2 separate regions of the Mus musculus genome follow, and region 2 is linked to region 1. The links are chromatin loops, found by intact Hi-C in ENCODE. Cell type or tissue: heart. All regions are shown on one strand. Each heading gives the region's core, and the rest is flanking DNA. Links, peaks and the distances in the headings are about the cores only. Region 1 has its middle 12 kb from the start of Npas4. Region 2 holds the start of Rce1 (Ras converting CAAX endopeptidase 1).

The links. Hi-C counts contacts between places; a loop is a spot of excess contacts. Peaks named below come from ENCODE experiments on the same cell type or tissue, not always from the same donor. Only the 100,000 strongest peaks of a DNase experiment are listed, where the experiment ranks them.
Region 2: a loop joins it to region 1, with 4 times the contacts of the local background. A loop is called at or near these places in 4 of 42 quality-filtered maps.

Annotation. Positions count from the first base shown.
Region 1 is chr19:4,998,083-5,006,414 of GRCm38, reverse strand. It overlaps a transcript of Npas4 not described here. Among named protein-coding and RNA genes, the nearest start is that of Npas4, 12 kb to the right of the region's middle. In heart, for the core only: CTCF peaks have their summits at 2,618 (motif pointing left) and 4,095 (motif pointing right); DNase peaks (open chromatin) are centred at 4,074 and 4,444; H3K4me3 peaks cover 1,774 bases; H3K27ac peaks cover 1,829 bases.
Region 2 is chr19:4,625,219-4,633,550 of GRCm38, reverse strand. It overlaps Rce1 (Ras converting CAAX endopeptidase 1), which reads left to right and starts at 7,906. Exons shown (of 8, transcript NM_023131.2): 1 at 7,906-8,118; 2 at 8,256-8,332. The coding sequence starts at 7,934. It overlaps Gm960 (predicted gene 960), which reads left to right. Exons shown (of 15, transcript NM_001033447.3): 14 at 6,304-6,382; 15 at 7,361-7,710. The coding sequence ends at 7,710. In heart, for the core only: a CTCF peak has its summit at 4,549; a DNase peak (open chromatin) is centred at 7,910; H3K4me3 peaks cover 1,741 bases; H3K27ac peaks cover 1,121 bases; H3K27me3 peaks cover 113 bases.

The DNA.
Region 1 (8,332 bases), core at 282-8,281:
AAACTATCTCACTGCCAGAAGAGCCTACAGACAGCAGCTGCCCAAACATCCTAGAGACCCTAGCTAGTGCACAACTGACCACAGTGAATATATCTGAGACTCGAAAGTTTTCTTAGCTAATTTACATGCTTTTATGTAAGGAAAAATGTGTAGAATTTTGGCTGGGCAGTGGTGGTGCCTGCCTTTAATCCAAGTACACAGAAGACAGGAGCATTGGAATGGGTTCTAGGCTAGCCTGGTCTACAGAGAGAGGAATGGGTTCTAGGCTAGCCTGGTCTACAGAGAGAGTTGTAGGACAGCCTACATAGAGAAACCCTGTCTTGAAAAATCAAACCAACCAACCAACCAAACAGCCAAAACAACAACAAAAACCAATCAAAAACAAACAAAATCACTACCACCACCACCACAACAAAAAACACAGAAGAATTTTAAGCTACAATATTGGAGCAGGGATATTTGTTACAAAGTCATAGCTAACTGATACAAAACTTAGTAACTAACATATCAAAATTGCCCAGTGTCACAAAGATTGGCAATTAACTGATTGCAGGTATAATATGGAAAAAATAGTCTCTCACCAGTAGTCTAATTGCAACGTGTTGGCTTATAATGGTTGAATTGTAAGAATTTACTAGACATGACCCCTACCGACAAAGGGTTAGCCCTGACCCTGCCAATAGAAACTAGAACTAAGCAGTCACAGCCAAAACACATACCCTTGTGATATGGTTTCAATATATCTCTCCTACCTAGGGCTTAGATATTTGAACACTTGATCTCCAAGTGTTCTCTGTCGGGGAGATTGTGCAACCTTTAGGAAGAGGGGTCTACCTGGAAGAGGTTAGTCCTGTGGGCCTTTTGGGTTGTCACCTGCAGCTGGTTCCAGCCCAAACTTCAGGGCTCCTGACTGACGATACACTGTAACCATGAACATTCCTTCCCTGCCATGAACTCTGTTCTGCTTTCCTTTCTGTTGTGATGAAATACTCTGCCCAAAAGCAATTTAGGGGAATCCCACACTTCCAGGTCCTAGTACATCACTAAAGAAGTCAGGGCAGAAACTCAAGGTAGGAATGAACTCAGCATAGAAGCCGCAGAGGAACATGGCTGGTTTGCCCCAGGACTCATGTTTAGCTGGCGTCCTTATACAACACAGGGCCAGCTGCCTGTGGTGCCACCCACAGTGGGCTGAGACCTCTGCTTCAATTAATAATCACAACAATCCCCCCATAGCCACGCCCACAGACCAGTTGGATGCAGGCAGTTCCTCAGCTGAGGCTGTCTCCTTTCAGATGACTGTGTCAATTTGGCAAAGTTAACTAGGATGGACTGTGACCTCTGAGTCATGGACTAGTGTAAATACTTTGTCCTGGAAGTAGCTCCTGTCTGATACTCTATAGGTCAACGGCAACAGCTGCTGATAGACCTGGCTAAAAACCTAGGCCTGGGGCAAATTGAGATTCTCTGCAGCAGAGATGCAATGTTGGTGGAAAATTACAGTTGACCATTGCAAGCCAAGGATGACATTTACCAACAACACCAATCTGCACTGTCCTTTTATCTTTTTCAAAACCCATAAATGTCCCAGAAGACCCAAATAGCAGCCTGCAGGAGGAGTTATAAAGGCGACTGTAACCACAGCCCCTACAAGAGAAACTGTGGCTGGAGCCAGAAAACACCTCAGGGTGACAGGAAAGCACTCAAAGGGAATGGGAGGAAAGCATTCAGGAGAGGCCCTTGAGGTTATATCTGCGGTGTCTGGATAAAGGTTACTCCTGAATGGATATTCCCAGCTCTCCAGAATTGGTAGAGAATCCTACTGAGGAAGAACGGGGAACAAAGCAAAGGTATGGCGGCTGAAAAAGGGAGTTGGTACATTGGTGTATTCCCTGAGATGCAGTAAGATGGCTTCTGACAGGATTGGAAGTTCAGACTCTGCTTGATAAATTCAGTTATTGTCACCACGTGGGGATGGATGTTCCTCATACCTGATGTGTCACTGTAAATGTCCCCTTTCTCAAAGCCACCAGCTGTGCCTCATCCTTGATGCCAACCAGCCCCTTGCATTCCTTTTGGTGGTTTGAATCAGAGCCTCACCACCCCTAAGTGCATGAGTTAAAAATACTAAGATGGGGAAGGGCTGGAGGTTGGTTCAGTGGTTAAGAGAGCTTACTGCTCTTACAGAGGACCAGGGTTCTATTCCCACAGCCACAGGATGACTCTTAAAAAAAAAAGATTTATTTATTTTATGTATATGAGTACACTGTAGCTGTACAAATGGTTGTGAACCTTCATGTGGTTGTTGGAAATTGAATTTAAGACTCGCTCTGGCCCAAAGATTTATTTATTATTATAAATAAGTACACTGTTGCTATCTTCAGGACACACTAGAAGAAGGCAACAGATCTCATTACTGGTGGTTGTGAGCCACCATGTGGTTGCTGGGATTTGAACTCAGGACCTTTGGAAGAGCAGTCAGTGCTCTTACCCACTAAGCCATCTTGCCAGTCCCATATGGCTACTCTTTTTTTTTTTTTTGTCCCATATGGCGACTCTTAGCTGTCCAGTTTCATCTTATGCCCTCTTCTGGCCCTCCATGGTCACTGCATACATAGACACATGAAGGCACACACTCACACATTTAAAACAAAAATAAATACATATTTTTAAATATAACATTTAAAAAAACAATGAAGGGGGCTGATCGAGGACTGGAGTGAGCAGAGGTCCTAAATTCAATTCCCAACAACCACATGAAGGCTCACAACCATCTGAACAGTTACAGTGTACTCATATACATAAAATAAATAAATCTTAAAAAAAAATAAGACAATGGAGGAGCCAGGCATGATGGCACACGCCTTTAATCTCAGCACTCAGGAGGCAGAGGCAGGTGGATCTCTGAGTTTGTGGTCAGCCTGGTCTACATAATGGGTGCCAGGACAAGCAGGGTAACTTAACAAAGAATGGGAAGCACCAAGGAAGGCATGGGGTTTGAGTCTCTATGAATCCTCACGCCAAGACCTCACTAGATAATAAAAGCCCTAATCACGTGGCCAAAGTTTACAAGAAAACTGGATGATGCTCCAAATACAAGCTAGTAAGACCAAAGCTGACACCCAGAGACTTGCAGATCAGTGTCTGTGCAGGGATAGCGAGGAAGTGTCGGGTCTGGGCAGAGCTACCCACTGGTATCAAGGCAGGTCTGTTCAAAACATCATCCGAAGGCAGGAGGGGCTCTGTAGAGCATCCAGGATAAGCAAGCAGGTAGGATTGTAAAACAACCACACTAAAATATGACACATGGCACATACACAATTATTGCTCTCCATGGAAGGAAAGAGACAGAGTTCCTTGCCCCTCTTCTGATCAGAGCTCTGTGTTATTAATGAAGAACTCCACGCTCTCTCTCCTAAAGGGTAATGTCTCACAGAAGTGGTAGGCTTCATTCAGTTTCCTTGTCCCCAATTCTAAGATCAGTAGTCTAGAGACCTGGGCCCCACACTCTCCAGCAAGCCATTCACTTCTATGAGTGTCAGTCTTACAGGTGAAACGGCAATAATTTTAAGGAGTTCCATCTTGCTTATCCCAAGGGACTGTGAGGCTGGTCAAGAGGCCGCAGACGTGAAACTAAGAGGGCCACAAGCACTTTTTTTTGTTTGTTTTGTTTTTCAAGACAGGGTTTCTCTGTATAGCCCTGGCTGTCCTGAAATTCACTTTATAGACCAGGCTGGCCTCGAACTCATAAATCCGCCTGCCTCTGCCTCCCGAGTGCTGGGATTAAAGGCGTGCGCCACCACACCCGGCTCACAAGCACTTTTTAATTCTGTGATGAGTTCTGGGGGCATCGCCCCTTGATGCTGGAATTTCTTGGGTAAACTTGCCCGGTCTTTCAACCTCGATTTTTCTCCCCTGTAAAATGGTTACAATAGTAGTAATCTGCATTGGAGATGATTTGAGAATGAAATGAAGCAGTGTGGAGCAGCACTTACCTTCGTACTATATATGCCATTCATTATCTCTGAATCCTCCCCACAACTTCATTAACGCCAATGTTTTCTCCCGCGCGAACGCCAGAGGGCGACATAGACGGCGAGAACCCCAGTCACAAACACTTGCCGCAGCATCATGATCCTTCACACAGGGGCGCTAAGAGACAGGCTGTCAGGTTTTCCACAGATTTAGGAAACTGACTGAGGAAAGGGGAACCCTGGGAAGAGAGAAGCAATGAACCATAAGGTCAGAGATGTCTAGGCCCAATAGCCCCCAGGCCTCTGGGACGCAGTAGGATCAGTGGGGAATGGGTGGGTCACGGCACTCTTTCTTTCTGGTAGTTTCTGCATTCATTCTGCAGTCTTGTTATTTGACCGCAGAGGGGGCGCGCGTCCCTGCGGGCTCCTCTGCTTGTTGCAGCTCATTCATCTGCTAACCGCGACACTCCGTTGCCATGGCAATGTGATGCAGACAGAGTGGGGTGGCCCGGAGGAGGGAGGCCCTGCGTGACGTCTGTGCTCCTCGCAGCTCTTCTCTCGCGGCCTCCCAGTTCTTGCCTATTTTGGAAGAGAGCCGCAGCCCTTCTGCTGATGCGCGCGCGCTGGCGCCTTTTTAAGGCAACTGGCAGAGTGGCGGCTTCGCCAGTGCTCAGGAGCTTCCCCCGCCCCTGAGCGGTAGAGTCCTGGCCGGCCTTGGAAGCCCCCCGGAGCCATCGCCCCACCCCATGCCCATCTTAATGCCCTCCACTATTGTGGGAGACATTTAACCTTGGAGAGAGGAGGTCTTGCCCTTAACCCCTCGCCCCCCGCCCCCAACAGAGGAGACTGTCTCATAGAAACCTTGGAAGCAAACAAGATGCCAGGCCTATCCGTGCTTGGAGATACTACTACGGACAAGGCCACAGAGAGACAACGCCAGGTGAGGACCTCAAGGCCCTCGGGCCTCCCTTCAGCATCCTGATTAAGCCTGGGGCTTAGTCTAAAGTAGATTGGGATCTCAGGAAAACTCAACTCTCTCATTAAACTGAAAGGGAAACTGAGGCACAGAGAAGAGTAATGATTGGCTAGAGTCCCATGGCTAATTCCTGGAGGAATAGGCCTGAGACCAGGGAGCCTGGCTTCCTGGCCTGGAATCAGTCACCTGTGACTACAGATAATACTGTGTTCATCTTTGTCCCTTGTCCTTCACCCAGCCAAGGGCGAGGCAATTCCATCTTGGTACCAGCTGTGCTATCTTTTCTTCCCAGCAACATCCAGATCTTAGGTGGGTTCTCTGGACCAATGGCTATCCTGGACAAACTTCTGGACCCCATGGACTTCATGACCAGACAACCAGGTTGCTGCTTACAAGCGTCTGCATCCATCGAAGGCTTCTTGCAGCCCACCAGCTCTCTGAAACTTTCTGGAGTCAAACCTCCCCTAGACTGTCTGCAAGTGCCACTTGGCTTCTGGATGGGAATGTGGCCCTGCTGGACACTCCCCAGAGCCAGGTGGACCCAGCCCCTTGGACCCTCTGCCCAGTCCTGATGATACCCTGACAGAGGACATGACATACTTGGCCATTCTGAAGGAGATGTGCAATTTCCAGACATCTGCAGGTCTCCACTCTAGACCAGGGTTAGGGGCTCAGAGTGGATCTGATCTAGATCAACATTTGTGGTTCTGGGTGTAGCTCTCTGGAGCTTGAATGGTGTTTCCAATGGGCGCCCATTGCCAGGGCCACACCTTCAATGCACAAAGGGAAAACTAAGGCAGTCTTCAAAGAGACATCATTTGCCGAGGTCACAAGGCAAGACAATATATTTGTTGCTAAGGTTAGAACCCAGAACTCTGCCTCCTGGACTCTTTTGAGTCCAGCTTTTGAAAAATACTTAGGCTCACTGCGCTGTGTGTGAATCAAAGACCCGTTTCAGGATCTACTTCTCGAGTGTGGACATGGCCCTTGGGTTACCTTGCTCTGTGCCCTCAGTCACCCACTTCAGTTGGGCCTCTGAGAGTCTCTGAGGGACCATGCTGAGAGGATTGTCTTCCTTCCACAAGACTGAAGTGAAGGGAACCACAGATGGTAGTTACTTCCGACACAGGCCGTGCAGACTGCTCTGAGGTCTTGTTCTGTGCATTTCAGACTCCATCAGATTCCTCCAATGGTGAGTCCCCTGGTGAAGCAGGCACAGACCTGTAAGAATGACCCTGGCTAGGTTGGATCTAATGAGGGGGAAAGTCAGCGAACTGCTTGCTTTCCATTGAGCTACAGCCTCGGAAAGCATTCCTTTCCCCAAGTCCAGACAGTCCTGTTGTTCAGGACTCCCAGGTGACCCTGCTCATCCAGAGCCGACCGTGAGGCGTGGTCCCCTGGAAGACTTTAGGTCCTTTCAGACCCTGGCACTGTGCACACGGGCTTGACTTCTCCCAAAACTGGGTTTTAGTATTGCAGTATTCAAATTCCAAAGCCTGAGGGGCACAGGGCCAAGTGGAACCTGGACAGGCATGCTCGGGAGGCCAGATATAGGAGGATGATCTTTTCAGGGCAAGTGTTCTGGTGTTCTTGCACATTGCAAATAGGGAAAGTGAGGCTCTTAGAGGAGAAGGGGCTAGCTTGATAGCCCCAGTGGACAGAGTTAGGTCCAGAATCCATGTCTCTTGACTTTCCAGCCTGGGACTCTGCCTCAAACACAAGCTGCTGGCACTGAGGCTAAGCTCACTTCCTCTTCATCCCCAGCCAGGGCTGGGCCACTCAGGAGCTCTCCCATTCACCAGATGGTCCTTTCCTCCGCAGCTTCCTGGTGTCCCCTCCTCCCCCACATAGTGTTCATTTCTTCCTTGTTCCAGAAGCTTCTCCAGCAATGGGCCAGAACAGCTGCTTCTCTGCTTCTTGCCACAGCTCAACCAACTGTGGTTGCAACACTTGCAGGGGTGGGGGTGTCCCCAGCTCTCTGCTCTTGGAGTCTCTTCTCTGTGGCTCCTAGGGATTTCTTCCTGACTCTGGACCAGGCCTGTTGACTGTTTCTGATCTCCTGATTTTTAAAGCCCCTCTGTCTTTCCTGGCCCCGCTTGGCCTCCCTGAAGATGCCCTGCCCTCTGCATACCTAGGGCCAATAGGAGTGATGAGCCCATGTCATGTCTGCTCTGGGATTCTAATGACCCAATCCCTACACCAGACACACAAGGCATGGACATCTGCTCACCTGTAGGCTCCATGTCACTGGGTACACGCAGGTGATATTACAGACAAGTGTAAAGCTTCGGTCTGTGGTGGCCTGCAGGTTTGTGTGTACCTAGGTAGAAGAGGAAGTGAGGAGGCACCAGTCAGAAGCAACTCTGAGAAACAGGAGCCAGAATTTAAGCTGGGTAAGAACATGAAAGATGGCCAAGGATTGCAATTGTTGGCCCCTGGAGAACACACTGGGACTGGTCTTGGATGTTCTGTTCTGTACTGGAGGGATATGGGATGCCTGCTGACACACAGGAAGGGTCTGAACCCAGACCCTCAGGGTCACTAGGTATGCGTACCTCAGTTTCCTAAGGCTCATTGACTTCTTTGTTCGTTTATTCGGAGAACAGCACCTATTCTGGCCACCTCCATAAGGAGGGTTTCAGGAAGCACCCAGGGCTATGAACCCATCGAGCCACTTCTGTCTGACTGCATTCAAAACGATAGTTTCCTTAAGACAATGGCCACTCCCCGTGCATTCTCCAACACTTACTCCGTTCCTTCCGTGCCTATGGCTTTGTTCTGAGTGTTTTGACAAATTAGTTCACCTGGCTCTTGTGTCAGAGCTCTAACACAAATTGTATTCTCCTCTTCACAACTCTATTTAATACACTGGTAAACTGAGGCATGAGAGGCTGCAGTCCTTACCTCAGCAGTGTCACAGTCTGTAACAGAGGCAAGACCTCCCTCCAGGCCCCACCCTCTTGCCTACCCTGCCTTGGCTCTCTTCCGGTCTCTATGCGAAGATCCTATGTATTCAGACCCTTCTTTTAATTTTTTAATGGCTTTTTTATTTACTCTGTGTGCATGCATGTGAGTGAGTGTGTGCCGTGGTTTATGTGTGGCAGTCAGAGGACATCTTTCGGCTCTCCTTCCACCATGGAGGTCCTGGGGATTGAAGTTAGGCTGTCAGGCTTGGCAGCAAGTGCCTTTACCTGATTAACCTTGCTGCCCACCCCTAACCCCTTCTTGCTGGCTCTTCCATTCGGAATAAGGCAAACCATGCCCTTTCAGCCTTCTTTTCACCGAGAAGAATTATCTTCCTTCTTTTCATCTTCTCAATTTTTCCTACAAATATACCTGGAATGCTTCGATCAGAGCTGATGGCAGACAAAGGTGACAGCTC
Region 2 (8,332 bases), core at 51-8,050, 370 kb after region 1:
TATATCTTTAATCTCAGCACTTCTAAGGCAGAAGAATTGGGTAGAAACTTGTGTATCACCTAGCACAGCATAGCAGAAAGAGCAAGAGACCAAGAGAGAACTGACCCCACAGGCTAGTCCTCCATCCCCCAGCATGCCTGTGCTCACACACATCATACACACATTAATAAATAATAATAAAAATAGAGAGGGTCCCTTCATACTAATGAAGTCAGTTGATCCCGACACACTACAGATATTCCTCAACTGATAATTGGATTGTATTGCAGTAACCCATCATAAGTTAAAATCACAACTAAATCCCACTTAATACACCTAGGTAACTGAATATCATAGCCCAGCCTAGCTTAAATGTGTTCAGACACACAGCTTCTAACTTGGAAAAACTATAAACACAAATCCAATTTTATACAACAGTTTGTGGGCTATATTGAATGTTATGCTGAATGTGTGGGCTAGGGGGAAGCCAGGCAGTGTAGGAGCCTTTAATCCCAGAGGAAGCACGCAGATCTCTGAGTTTGAAGTCAGCCTGGTCTACAAAGTTAGCTTCAGGACAGCCATGGCTACACAGAGAAACCCTGTCTCGAAAAATAAAACAAAAAAAGGATGGGGGACCCACAAAGATCATTTGAATGTGCATCCCCAACCACTGTGGAGCCAAGAATCCATGCTAACCATCACAGCCCAGGGGCCATCCATAGTCCTAAACATGCACAGACCGTTTAAGGCTTTAAAATGCAGGAAACAAAATGAAACTCTTAAGTGCAAGGAGTTAAATACAAGCTATATCTGGAGATTTCAACATACTTCTCTCAATAACTGGCAGGACGACTAGATAGGAAATCAGTAAGTCTGTAAGTTTTTAACAGTGCTATCAATCAATTTGACCTAATTGCTGTTCATAAAAACACTTTGTCCAACCATGTAAGATACAGTTCCTCATTCACACGTGATACATTCAGCAGGATAGAACATATCCCAGCCATCAGATATTTCTATATCAGAGCAGTGCGTAGTCCAGCCTTTAGAGATCTTTGTATCAGAATAGACTACGTTCCCAGACATTAGATATCTCCCAATGTAAACGTATTTAAAATTATACAAATTTATGTGTAAAATATTTCTAACAGCTACTTGTGCGGAGGCCAGGGGACAACTCGCAGAAGCTGCTCCTCGTTCCGTGTGTGTTCCAGGGCTTGAACTTGGGTACTGAGGATTGGCAATCGGCAAATGCCTTCATTCAGCGAGGCAGCTTGCTCTGAAGTACATGGTGTTTGATGTTACTCTGTGACACTTGCTACAGTCGTATGTAGGAATCCGAGTGATGACTGGCAGGGATCTGTCCTCTCCTACCATGTGGGCTCAAGATTGGAACTAAGGCTTGGTAACAAACCCTTTGCCCACTGAACCATAGCACCAGCTTCCAAAGTATATTTTGACCACACTAGAATTACTAAAACAAAACTAATAACAGAAACATATCTGAAAGATTTTATAGTAGTTGTAAAATAAATGATAAATGAGATAAAACATGAAGTTAAAGAAAAGTTAGGGGCTGGAGAGATGGCTCAGGGGTTAAGAGCACTGACTACACTTCTAGAGGTCCTGAGTTCAATTCCCAGCAACCACATGGTGGCTCACAACCATCTGTAATGGGATCTGATGCCCTCTTCTGGTGTGTCTGAAGAGAAGACAGTGTACTCACATACATAATGTAAGTAAATCTTAAAAAAAAAAAAAGGACAAAGAAAAGTTAGAAGTAATTTAATGAAATGAAAATGCAGATGATCAGAATGTGTGGACTGTAGCTAACGTTGTCCTGCCTGGAGAGGATGACCTACCTCAGCATGGCGGCCGTGCCAGCCAAAGCTCTTACGGACCGAGAAGAGCAAGCTGCACAAACAGAGCAAATGAAATAAGAAAGAGCCATGTGGACGTTAATAGGAAATAAAAATAAAGAAAAACCATGGAAAGGAAAAGGTAGAGCACATTGATCATATTAATAAAGGAATAAGCAGGTAAGCCAGAGTGAGGAAGAGGGCTTCCTGCAGTGCACAGCTGTAACCCCAGTACCCAGGAGGGTGAGGCTGGGGCATGGAGAGTCTGAAGCAGCCTGGGCTACATAGTGAATTCAAGACCAGATGGGGCTGCAGAGCAAGAATGCCTTGTCTCAGGTTGGTTGGTTTGGTTTAACTATAAGATGCCTCTATTGCAGGTGATATCTGTGAGTCCAAGGTCAGGCTGATCTACAGAGTGAGTTCCAAAATACAGAGGATCTTGAAAAACCAAAACCAATATTTGAGATATATATTGGTATCAGAAATTAAAAATGTGACATCGGTATTTTTAAATTACTCTCAGAAGGTCATATTTGGCAGTACATGTGACAAATGATGAAATGGGTAACTTACTAAGGGGACACCCCTGTGACATGGGATAATCTTGTGTCTATGGAAGAAACTGGATTTCTAGTTTAAAAATAAGTACAGGCCACTTGTCAAACAAAGTTCGTTATAGAACTCTATTCAGTAAGTGAGCACACTTAGCAAGAGTGCTCATACAGAACCCAGAATCCACAAATAAATACATACAACCATTAATCAGGGTATGAAAATTCACATAAAAATCACATGTTCGGGGAATAAAAAGGCCAATGGGCATGGTGGCATGTGCCTGTAGCCCCAGCTCTGACAGCTGAGGTAGGAAGACTGTTTAGCCCGTGCCAAACCCAGGCAACATGATGAAACCCTATCTCGAAAAGGGGGTGAAGCCTGGCGGTGGTGGCGCACGCCTTTAATCCCAGCACTCAGGAGGCAGAGGCAGGCAGATTTCTGAGTTCGTGGCCAGCCTGGTCTACAGAGTGAGTTCCAGTACAGCCAGGGCTACACAGAGAAACCCTGTCTTGAAAAAAAAAAAGGGGGGGGGGTAGATAAGAAGTCCTTTGGGAGACAACTTGACAGGTTTGGGGGGTTACACATATGCTTATCTGGCCTAGCTACCCACTGTGTCACACTGAAACAAGTGCATCCATGGTCATAGTCTCTTTGTTGTGTATTTGTTTTGTTTTGTTTTGAGACAGGGTTTCTCTGTATAGCCCTGGCTGTTCTGGAACTCACTCTGTAGACCAGGCTGGCCTCGAACTCAGAAATCCGCCTGCATCTGCCTCCCGAGTGCTAGGATTAAAGGCATGCACCACCACCGCCTGTTTGTGTATTTGTTAGAACTCCCAACAGGTTGATGATCTATATAGTTGAGCACTGTTCAACCGTAAAGGGAATGAACTATTGATCCGCACATGTGATCTCTTGGAGTCGGAGTTATAGGTGTTGTGAGACCCTGGAAACCAAACTCCTGCCCTTTCCAAGAGCTGCAGGCGCTCTCTCCAGCCCCTCGCATTGTCTCTCACCACTCTCAGAAAGAGCAGGACCTTCAGGACAGCGTGGGCATTTGTTCTCCCTTTTGTACCTCCTTTTACCTGTTGGAGGGGTGCTGGTGCTCAGGCAGGGCAGCCCACAAAGCAGAGCCTGTCAACGCTCCCTTCACAACTTCTGTCATAACCTGTGTGCAGGCCTCACTAAATCTCGTTGGCTTTCACCTAGTTGGAGAGCTGATGGCCACACCTCAAGCAAGCGAAGCTTCTAAACACGGTATTCGTTCTCTAGAGATGTTGTAAGCCATTACCAGAGACTTAGTGACTTAAAAACATCATTTATTCTGTCATAGCGCTGGAGGCCAGAAGTTCAAAATCGAGGCATGAGCAGGCCTGTGTTTCCTTTAGATGCACTGGGAGAGAATCCATCCTGTCTCTCTGGTTTCCTAGTTTGTGGCTTACATAACTCCAGTTTCTACCCCCATCTTCACCTAGTCTTTTCCTACCCAACTGTTTCTGATTTAGGGGGGCCCAGCCTGAGTCCTGCATGCAGTATGGTCCTATCTCTGAATCCTTAATTATATCTACAAAGACCCTTTTTCCAAATAATCTCACATTCACAGGCTCTTGGTGTTAGGATGTGGGCAAACTGGAAAGGGTGCAGCCTCATTCACTTCAACCAGGAACACCTTGAGAACACAGCCTGAGCCATCGTTAGAACCCAGGAGATCCCCTCAGGTTCTGGGCTGTTTCTGCTTCTTGAGATCTTCTGCTTGGACCTCTCTGACATCCCAGTGAAGTCGGAAAGAACTGATCTGAGCTCTTTACCTTTTGGCTCTAGTGGTGGCTCATAGCCTCAGGGCCATCTGTGGCCCACTTAACTCAATGATGCTGAAAGAAAGGAGTATTTACAGAATACCTAATCTGTATTTCCATTTCCGTCTCAACAAAGATGTTCTGAATTAGGTCATTATCTTCCACCTTATAAATAAGGTAACTGTGAAACCTAAACCTTGCTGGTTACATGGCTAATAACTGGCAGGGTTTCAAAGCCTGATCACATTGTGCCTCTGTAGGGCTGAGTGGCAAGCCCAGGGAATGAGTGTGCACAGATCCATTGTCATTAGTCCTTCCCTCATTAGAGGCCACTTTGTGTTAACTCATTGGTGGCACAATAGCGGCCCCCAGTGGCTTCAGCTACAAACTACATGATCAAGGCAATAGGTCAAGTTTTTTTTCCCCCCCTTTTACTTTGTTTCCATGGTAACTAGCCAACTCACCAGATATAGAATTAACCCATCTATAGTTTAAGGAGAAATGGCAGTTCTCTAAAGGACTGGGCTGTCTCTCTTGGGGCCCAGATACTGATAGGCATACAAGGCTCACAGTGTTAGCCATCTCAAGTGGGTCACCCCTCTGTAAGACCAGTTTCTAAAAGGAAAAGGACAAAGACGTGTGCTATGCAAGATTTCCCAGGCCAGAGTGAACCGAAACTCTGCTGGATTTTGAGGGTGATCTTTGCCCCTGTGTGTTCCTCAGAATGTAATTACTTAGAAGTTGGAATTTGTATTAATATGCAGTGAATCTCATGTGAGTGCATCTGAGGAGAGACTGTGGGATCCCCCAGAAATGATGATAACTGTAACTGCAGAGCTCCTATAACATAAAAATCTGTAATGAGAATGCCAGGTAGCTCTCACATTTAATCCCAGCATTTAGGAGACAGAGTGACAACCTGGCCTACATAGTAAGTTCCAGGACAGACAGAACTATCTAGCAAAACTGTCTTAAAGGGGGAAACAAGAAGCAGTGTATCATAGAATGCATAGTACTGTGGTGTAATTCTTACCTAAGACTTCCCTTTGAAAGTGTCAACTTGATGCTTTAAGGATAGTCACTGTGCCGTGTGCTCCTCCCCCAATCCCCAGAGGTCTCCATCACACTGAAAACAAGACTGTGACTGCTGAACGCACATAACCCAGCTCCTCTCCCAAAGCCCCGCCCACCTTCTATTGGCTTACTTCTCCCCTCCCCTTGGTGTAGACATTACAGGAGTGGGGGCGGGGAGGAGGGTCTCACTGTGTATCTGAGAATGGCTTTTATCTTCCTATGTAGCTGAGGGTTATCTTGAACTCCTGCTCTTTCTGCCTCCCTCTCCTGAGTGCTGGGATTACATATGTGCTACTATGCCATTTTATGAAGTGTGCTCCTGCAGCTTTCATGCAAACACTCATTTTTTTCAACTTTTTAAAAGATGTATTTTTAACTAAGTGTACATGTATATAGAGGGACAGATGGTCAGACATTAAAGGTCAGCTCTGGGATATAAGAGACCCTGTCTCAAAGAATTTAATTTAAAAAAAGACAGGGCCAGGGATTGTGGTGTATGCCTTTAATTCTAGCACTTGTGAGGCAAAGGTAGGAGGATCTCTGCAAGTTCAAGCCCAGCTTGTTCTCCACCATATACTGAGTTCCAGACAGCCAAGACTAAATAAAAAGGGACTGGAGAAATGGCTGTGTGGAAGAGGGACCATGCTGCTATTGGTTTGGTTTGGTTCCCAGTATTCACATCAGGCAGCTTGTCAAAGTGTAACTCCAATTACAGGGGACCTGACCACCTCTCCTGTAGACACATAATTCACATAGTTACAAATACACATGGTAAACCTGGAGTAGAAAGATGGGCATAAACACATAAAAATGATGAATAGTGCCATCTTCAGAGCCTGAGGTTCAGGGATATGCTGGGAATGGCTACAGTGTGAGTTGTACAAGGGTCCACAGAAGGGGGATGCTTTGAAAGCTGGAGGCCAAGTAGAGACTGTTGAGTTAGGAGGATGAGGGTGAAAACATCCATATAAACCAAACCACACGTCTCACTAAGGTTCATTCAGACTTCTGCAGAATTCACTTGGTCTTTCTAATTGTTAAAGCACCTGACTCCAGAGAAAAACATTTCAGCCCAGAACACCAAAGACCAGCACAAGAATATTGCCCAGGAATTCCCTGAAGGTAAGTTTCTAGCTTTGGGGGTAAGCCCTGGACTGAAACCAGAGAAATAAAATTCATGGTGTGGAGTGGTCCAGCTATCCAACGATCCCATTCCACTTTAGCCATGCTGCTGCCACCTGGGATTTGGCCGCCTTCCACAGTGATTGAGGGACTTGGAGTAGCAACCGCATGCATTCCTACTTTAAAGCTACTCAATAGGACTTGTGCGTTGTACTTAGTATGTGCACATTAGCCTTTCCAGAGAAACGTGCATTCATTGACTCAGGAGGAATCAGCCAAGGCAAGACTCTGTAAATCTGCACCTGCGAGGCTGGGGATGTAGCTCAGTGTCAGAGTTGGTTTGCTTGTCAATACCGAGTTTGATCCTCCTCTGTGTTTGTTCTTCCAAAACTGGATCTACTACGGATTAGTGATGGTGGTTCCCAACCTTCCTGACGCTGCCACCTTTTAATACAGTGCCTCGTGCTGTGGTGATCCCCAACCATACAGTTATCTTCAGTGTTACTAATTAACTGTCATTTTGCCACTGTTATGCACCACAGTGTAAGTATCTGATGTGCGACCCGCAGGTTGAGAACCGCTGAGCTAAAGCATGTTCACGAGTGTCTAATTCCAGCACTTGGGTGTTAGAAGCAAGATGATCACTTTAAGGCTAGCCTGGGTTTCAAGAGAGTCTGTCTGAACATCAACAACAAAAAGCTGCCTCTGTAGTAACTGCCTAGAACAATACCAGAGAGAGATTGAGTTGCTTATTGCCCGAAGCAAAGCTTAGGTTCAGAGAGGAACTTGAAATGCATATCACCTAGTTTGGGCGGAAAGTTAGATGTCGCCTATCATGGGAGGTCAGGTACTGAAATGTTTTCATCCGGAAAGGTGGAGCGGGAGAGTTAATTTAGAACGATACCCCTGCCCCAACAATCTCTGTAGCATTGGCACAAATCTTCGGGAGTAAGATGAAATGGGCTTGTTCTCTCCTAGAATCCATCGGGCAAGCAGAAAACAAGAGGCCCAAGAGGGGCAGCCCCAACCATGGCAGGGAAGAATCGCGAGTTCTGGGCTCAGCAAGAGACCGGAGCCCGCCAAAATCCGCCACGCGCGACCGCGAGCTCACCGAGGTCTCCCTCACTGCTAGAGGATCGCAGACCCAAGCGGCCCACGGCAGGGCCCAGGCGGCAGAGGCAGCTAGCCCTGCGGGCGGCCTGGAGGTACCGCAGCGAGAGCAGGGCGGGTGCGGGCCTGAGCTACCACCGCCGGGTCCTCACCACCGCCTCCTCTGCTCCCGCAGGACTTGTGGCTACAGGAGGTATCCAATCTGTCCGAGTGGCTGAATCCGGGACACAGGTCCTAAGCATTCTCTCTGAGACGCCCAGCAAGCCAAGGAAGCCCGGGACACGTGTGTCACAACTTCTGTATTTCAATAAAGCCGTTCCAAGCACAAAGTATCAACTATCGTGCAAGGGGAGGGGCGCCCGGGGGACCCGACAACTCGCGCCGCCGCCTGACGTCACCTACGCCGTCGCGTCACTGCCGCGCGCCACGGGTCCGGGCGTGATGGCGGCGCTGGGCGGGGACGGGCTGCGTTTACTGTCGGTATCGCGGCCAGAGCGGCAGCCCGAGTCAGCCGCGCTGAGCGGCCCGGGCTCGGGGCTGTGCTGCTGGGTGTCTGTGTTCTCCTGCTTCAGCCTCGCCTGCTCCTACGTGGGCAGCCTCTACGTGTGGAAGAGCGAGCTGCCCAGGTGCGGGGGATGCGCGCGCGGCCGGGATCTGCGCCCTCGTGGGGCGGGGCTGCGGGCGGAGCTTGGGCCGGACGGGGGTGGGGCCGCGTTGGCGTGGTTGCTGCAGGCCCCCCGGAACTTACTGTCCCTTTTCCTAGGGACCACCCCGCTGTTATCAAGCGGCGTTCCACCAGTGTCCTGGTAGTGTCCAGCTTGTCCCCTCTTTGCGTGCTGC